Linked DNA regions of Homo sapiens: region 2 is linked to region 1. The links are chromatin loops, found by intact Hi-C in ENCODE. Cell type or tissue: heart right ventricle. All regions are shown on one strand. Each heading gives the region's core, and the rest is flanking DNA. Links, peaks and the distances in the headings are about the cores only.

The links. A loop is a pair of places that touch in the nucleus more often than their neighbours do. Peaks named below come from ENCODE experiments on the same cell type or tissue, not always from the same donor. Only the 100,000 strongest peaks of a DNase experiment are listed, where the experiment ranks them.
Region 2: a loop joins it to region 1, with 3.0 times the contacts of the local background. A loop is called at or near these places in 6 of 110 quality-filtered maps.

What each region holds. Positions count from the first base shown.
Region 1 is chr10:93,915,151-93,917,963 of GRCh38, reverse strand. No RefSeq gene overlaps it. Among named protein-coding and RNA genes, the nearest start is that of SLC35G1, 23 kb to the right of the region's middle. In heart right ventricle, for the core only: a CTCF peak has its summit at 1,224 (motif pointing left); no DNase peak of the experiment used is centred there; H3K4me3 peaks cover 446 bases.
Region 2 is chr10:93,990,405-93,993,217 of GRCh38, reverse strand. All of the region lies in intron 3 of LOC105378438 (a long non-coding RNA gene), which reads right to left. Among named protein-coding and RNA genes, the nearest start is that of PLCE1, 2.1 kb to the left of the region's middle. In heart right ventricle, for the core only: no CTCF peak of the experiment used is centred there; a DNase peak (open chromatin) is centred at 1,187; H3K27ac peaks cover 2,258 bases.

The sequences.
Region 1 (2,813 bases), core at 134-2,633:
CCAAATGCCCCCATGTCTACTCCCACTGAATCATAAATTCTTTTAGGACAGCCCACTGTCTTTCCTTTACACTCCCCTTCTCCTAGTCCAAAACGGAGTGCCCTGTTCATAAGAATGGTTCACTAAGAGTTTAAAAAGGAATGATTGGGGCAAAATCAACTTAAACAACATGGATCCTAGATTTTGCTGGTAGTCAGACCCTGACTAGAGTCAGTTTCCTTGGAATAATGAACTAAGGCAGGAACACAGCAGAGTGCCCCATACAGGCCTAAGTTAGAACCTGGTCCTACCACTCATTAACTGGGTGATCCGGGACAAATTAACCTCTCAACCCCACTCCCCCTCATTCTTCAGATACTTCATCTCAAAAAATGAGGAACATAGAAATTCCTGGCTCTTAGAGCTCTTAGGAGGATTAAATCAGAGAATGGAGTTGGTGCAGAATGTACCAGTTAATAAGCGCTCAAAATAGCTGTAATACATGTTGTCATATATCTTCAATATATCAAACCTCTGAATAATTTGCCAGGTTTGCAAACTGTTTTCCTAATCTCTTTCTGCCTTATGCAGGCAAACCTCAGTTTAAAAAAAGGAAAGAGGGTGTTGAAGGAGAGCTGATGGGAATTGTTTCTCAGCTCCTTCACCCTGATTTTAGAACTTTGATCTACCTCTGAAGCCAGGAAAACCTGCACCTCCCCCACTCCAGGATGGAGGACAGAACACATGACCTCTGCTTTACTTCGCCATCGGCTCTATGTACCGCGACTCCCTCTCCGATTCTAGTAGTCCCTAGCTCAGTGCCTGGCGTAGGGTGGCGCGCAACAGTCTGCACAGTTGAGTTGCTTAAATCCCCACGTCCCTTCTCACGAATGGACTCTGGGCAGAGTTGCTTACTTCTGTACCTGCCTGCTTGCATCTTAGAGATCATTTTTGTTCTGCAGACTCTAAAGCTCTTCCTCTGATTCCTATCAGAGCATAACTCAATCACAAAGATTTCAGGGCGGACTATTCCATATGCATTGATTATTTGTCGGTTCACTTAGTAAACATTTATTCAATGCCTACTGTGCTTTTTAAAAAAAGAAGAGCACATGTTTAGCTATAGAAGAACTTGTTTGCTTTTTTCCCCCTCAGATCCTTTAAACTCCGGTGAGGTTACCTTTCTCTTTTTGAGGCTTTAAAATAATGTCTGACTATAGTGACATCTACTGGTAAAACTGAGCTCTAAGCCAAGGGAATCATAAGCACCTAGCCTGTTATTTTGACAGTTCTTTTTTCCCTAAGTGTGGTCCAGGCGGATGTCCAAATCAACATTCTTTGATAATAAGAACTACTAAACCACTTCATTAAAGTCACTTTCCTGCTAATGATTTCTGAATCTTAAAAGCTGTTCTGTTTAAAATACTACCGCTATCCTTGCTGAAAAATCACAGACCAAGATGCCAGGCAGCCTTTTGAAAGGACCATACTTAAGAAAGTGCACAGAACCTTAGAAAGATATTGCATTAAAGTAACTCATATTGAATTGAATGGCTGCAAGCCCTGGCTAACACAGCATTGCTATGAACTGATGGATTCCAGGACATTTCAGTTCACGAATGAATTATTATTTAAAAGTTAATTTGTATGCCATGTGGCAGATACGATAACAAAGAGATGAGGTCACCGGATTCTTCTATTAAAGAAGTCATTGGTCAGGTTTAGGATTTTATTTTACACATAATGAAGTATTCAGTTGTTAAATTCTCAAGGTATCCATCAACAGGACATTTAACACAACATAAATACTGTGCATTTGCTGAAAAGAAAAGCAGGAAGGAATAAGAAATAATGCTTTTATAATATTAGTAAATTATATTTTCTAAAATGGAAAAATAAAGCTTTTTTAAGAATAGATTTTTAATTACCTTGAATTCTGGGAGAGAAACAACTATATAATTCTCCAGTAATTTGTTGCTAGCTTGCAAAATGTTAACTACGTCTGCTGGTGCCAATGAGTTTTATCAATCAAGATGCGTTTGGCTAGATGTCCTCATGGCAGCAAGAGGCTGAAGCAGCTCTAGCACCACCTCCTTACACAAACAGAAAACACTCTTCAGAAGCCTCATTGTGAGAACAAGCAACTCTTTCCCAGAGGTGTTGCCTGCAGACTGCCTCTCACGTATCATTGGTCAGAACTGGTTACTTTGCCCCTTTCTAAGCCAATCACTGGCAAGAGGATTGGAATGTTTGGTTTAGAGACTAATTGAAATTCACCCCTACCTTAGCCCCTCCTCTGGGTTTGGGTTGGGTGCACTTTCATCAGCGCGTGGCACGAGAACTTAAAACTGGGGAGATTCAAGCAAGGAAAAAGGGAGGAGGTTGAATTTGGGTAAGGAAACAATGGTGTCTACTACAATCAAGAGGTGAATGTGTGGGGAGGATAATGAGGCAGATGTGGGTCTCTAGAAATCTGCGTCGGATGGGAAGAACGAGGGTGCCAACCCAAGAGAAATGCTGGAGCGAGAGAAATGTTTGTTTGATTTTGTTTGGTGTGAATATAGAAGAGATCTGAACATATCTATAAGCAGAAGAGGGGTCAGTAGAAATGAAGAGTTTGAGAACTCAGAAAAACAAGTTCCCGGAGCAGATGAGAAAGAATGGAATCTCCAGTCAGGTACCAGACTTTGGGATTTGGAAGACCAAATTTCAAAAAAATGGCTGAGTCCATCAGAAAATTGCCAACTTTTAATTTCTTTGATCAGGGGCTTTAAAAAAAAAGTTAACAATTCTTAATTAAAGTTACTTTCGATTACAATTAATTGAAGGTAATC
Region 2 (2,813 bases), core at 117-2,616, 75 kb before region 1:
GGAAAAAAAAATCAAATCATCATCCTCCTCCCTTTCGCCTAAACCTGTGCCTCCTCCCTCTACCTGTTCTAATGGAAGACCGTTCCCTAGGCCTGACCTCTTCTCCTACATCCGATCAGGACCCATTCCTGTGGCCCATATCGCCTCCCACTGTCCTCTCCCTTGGACCAAATCAATCCTTCAAACCACCGCTGTATTATTCTTCCTTTTTTACAACTTTAATCTATGCAGAAAACTTCACTGGCTCCCTATTGCCCTCCAAACTAACTCTCCATGGCTGTGTAACCCAGCATGCCCTGGCTAATAAGGATCACCCAACAGAATGTCTCTCCCACTCTAGCTCTGTACCTGAACTTAAGCTGAGCCTTCTACCTGGAGCATCTCCTCCCACACACTTTCCTCCTGCTCATGTTTGACCCTTTCTTTCGGGTCCCTCTTAAAAGTGATCTCTCCTTCTTGGAGGCTCCAGAACACAGGAGAGGTTGGAGCAAGAAAGCACAGGAGGCCCAAAGAATCCTGCTGTTAAGAAAAATCTGCCAGTCTGGTCCTTAAACTGTCTTGCTGTTTTCTCACCACTAGGACTTTAATGAAAACTAACATGATTGCCTCCCTGGAGAGCTGATTTCAGAAAGGTCTCTGCAGAGGGCTCTAAAGAAATTCTTTGTTCCTTAAGATCTTGGCATTTTAGCACTAGGACAGTGAGAAGTGGTAATTTACTCAATCCCTGAGGCTATGTTATCCTGAACAAGTAAATAAAGGGCTGAGGAAAGAGGTAGCATCACTGACAATAAACAAGGTAGGCTATTTATTTAATATACAGTATTATATTATGGTTTTATAATTCATTTAATGATCAAATAATATCAAACTTCATCCATCACCTGGCACCCCCAAAGACTTTTTTTTTTTAATTTGGCACATGGGAATAGATAGCTACAAACTGGTAGATGCACAAGCAGTTAACATTGAATCCTCCAAATGAGTCATTGCATGATTAGTAAGCAAGGCAAATCTAGGTCCGTTGAGCAGGAAAGTTATCCAAGTGTGATAATCACTGTGGCCCCATCCCTAGAAAGGGGCGCCTTCCTCAAATCTTTGCAAAGAGAGCAGGTCCAGATCAGTGTCCTTTGCTCGCCCCATGGCTCCCTCTCTAAACGAGATTGGAGGGAAGTCGTGTCCCCGAGGCTGCCTCACCACATTGGAATGTCTGAGCTAACAGTACTTCCAGAGTGTTCATTGCTCCTCTGAACAGCACTGCCCAGACTTTCTGGAGATTTTAATTCACTCCCCAACCTCGCCAACAGTTGCACACAAGGTGCCTTTTTTACACCCTGCTCTCTGTTCAGTGAAACACACAGACCATCTCAGGGGAACAATGGCTCCATTCAAGACTTTTTCAGAAGTGCACCATATAACCTCCACTCTGTGGGCTGCTGCCAGCCATTATCTAGAGGAAGAAAGACTGTCAGATAAAGCGCCTGAGAATTGGGAAAGCACTGGATAATTTCCATGGAAAATTCAGCTTCAGTAAACTAAGTTATGCATCTCTTTATACAAGACCATTCTGCATAGACAACAACAACAGCCCCAAGAAACAATCCTGTGGAGACTTTATTTCAGTAAAGTGCATCTATGTTTGAAATTTCAGAAGAAAACACACATGTCTTTTGAGCTTATTACATTACATACTGGTCTCCAGTCAATGGAAATTGATTTAAATACATGATAAACATAGAGACTAGGGAATTTAAGTAGTAAAATTATTTTAAGAAACGGAACCATCTTCCCTCTTTCTTTCTGCCTCCCCTATCCTGTAATTTTCAGAAAGGAGGTGGGGGCAGTGGTCTCTGACTTCATGGTGGTGGTTGCCAACAAGAGGCCCCACACCCTCTACTGCACATATTACAGAAGAAGGATTGGCGCTTTGCCACACTCAACAAGCCAGCCATCAGTTAACCCGTTCATAAACAAACCATTAGTTTGGGAACTGAGTAGTCAGTGTGGGCACCATTGACTAATGCATTGATCTTTGTCAAACAGCTGCTGATCGTCAAACAGAGGAATTTGCCAACAGACATCTGGGTAGCACAAAGGCCAAGGAAGGACTGAAGGAACAAGGCAGCCCTCAGCTTTTGCAGTTGCCATTTTCTCCCTTTCAAAGTCACTGCATCAAACTGTACCGGGCTTACTAGCTGTCTGCAAATAGACTAGCAAGTTCAGATGGTGAGCAGAGAGCCAAAAACACACTTCCTAGAGTTGTCTTGTATGTGAGGTTAGATGTACTAAGGCAGTTTGAGGTTGATGAAAAACAACCAGCTTGTTAAAGCTGTAGGTATCTCTACCTGTGTGACATGGTTAGGAGTGAGGGTCCCCAGGGAACAGTAAGCAAAGCAGGGAAAGATGATCTTAAACATCCTCTCTCAGCGCAGCCGGTGTTAGGGGAACAGAATTTGGTGTGGGACCACTTGAGTTGGATGCTCAGATCCACCCCCAAGTTGTGAGCCCTCGGACAGGTTACTTATCTCACTGTGCCTCATTTTCCTCTAGATAAATTGTACCTACCTGATATGGTTTGGCTGTGTCCCCACCCAAATCTCAAATTGTAGTTCCCATAATTCCCCCGTTGTTGGAGGGACCCAGTGAGAGGTAATTGAATCGTGAGGATGGGCCTTTCCCATGCTGTTCTCATGACAGTGAATAAGTCTCACGAGATCTGATGGTTTTATAAAGGGGAGTTTTCCTGCACATGCTCTTTCTGTCTTGCCTGCTGCCATGTAAGCTGTGACTTTGTTCCTCCTTGCCTTCTGCCATGA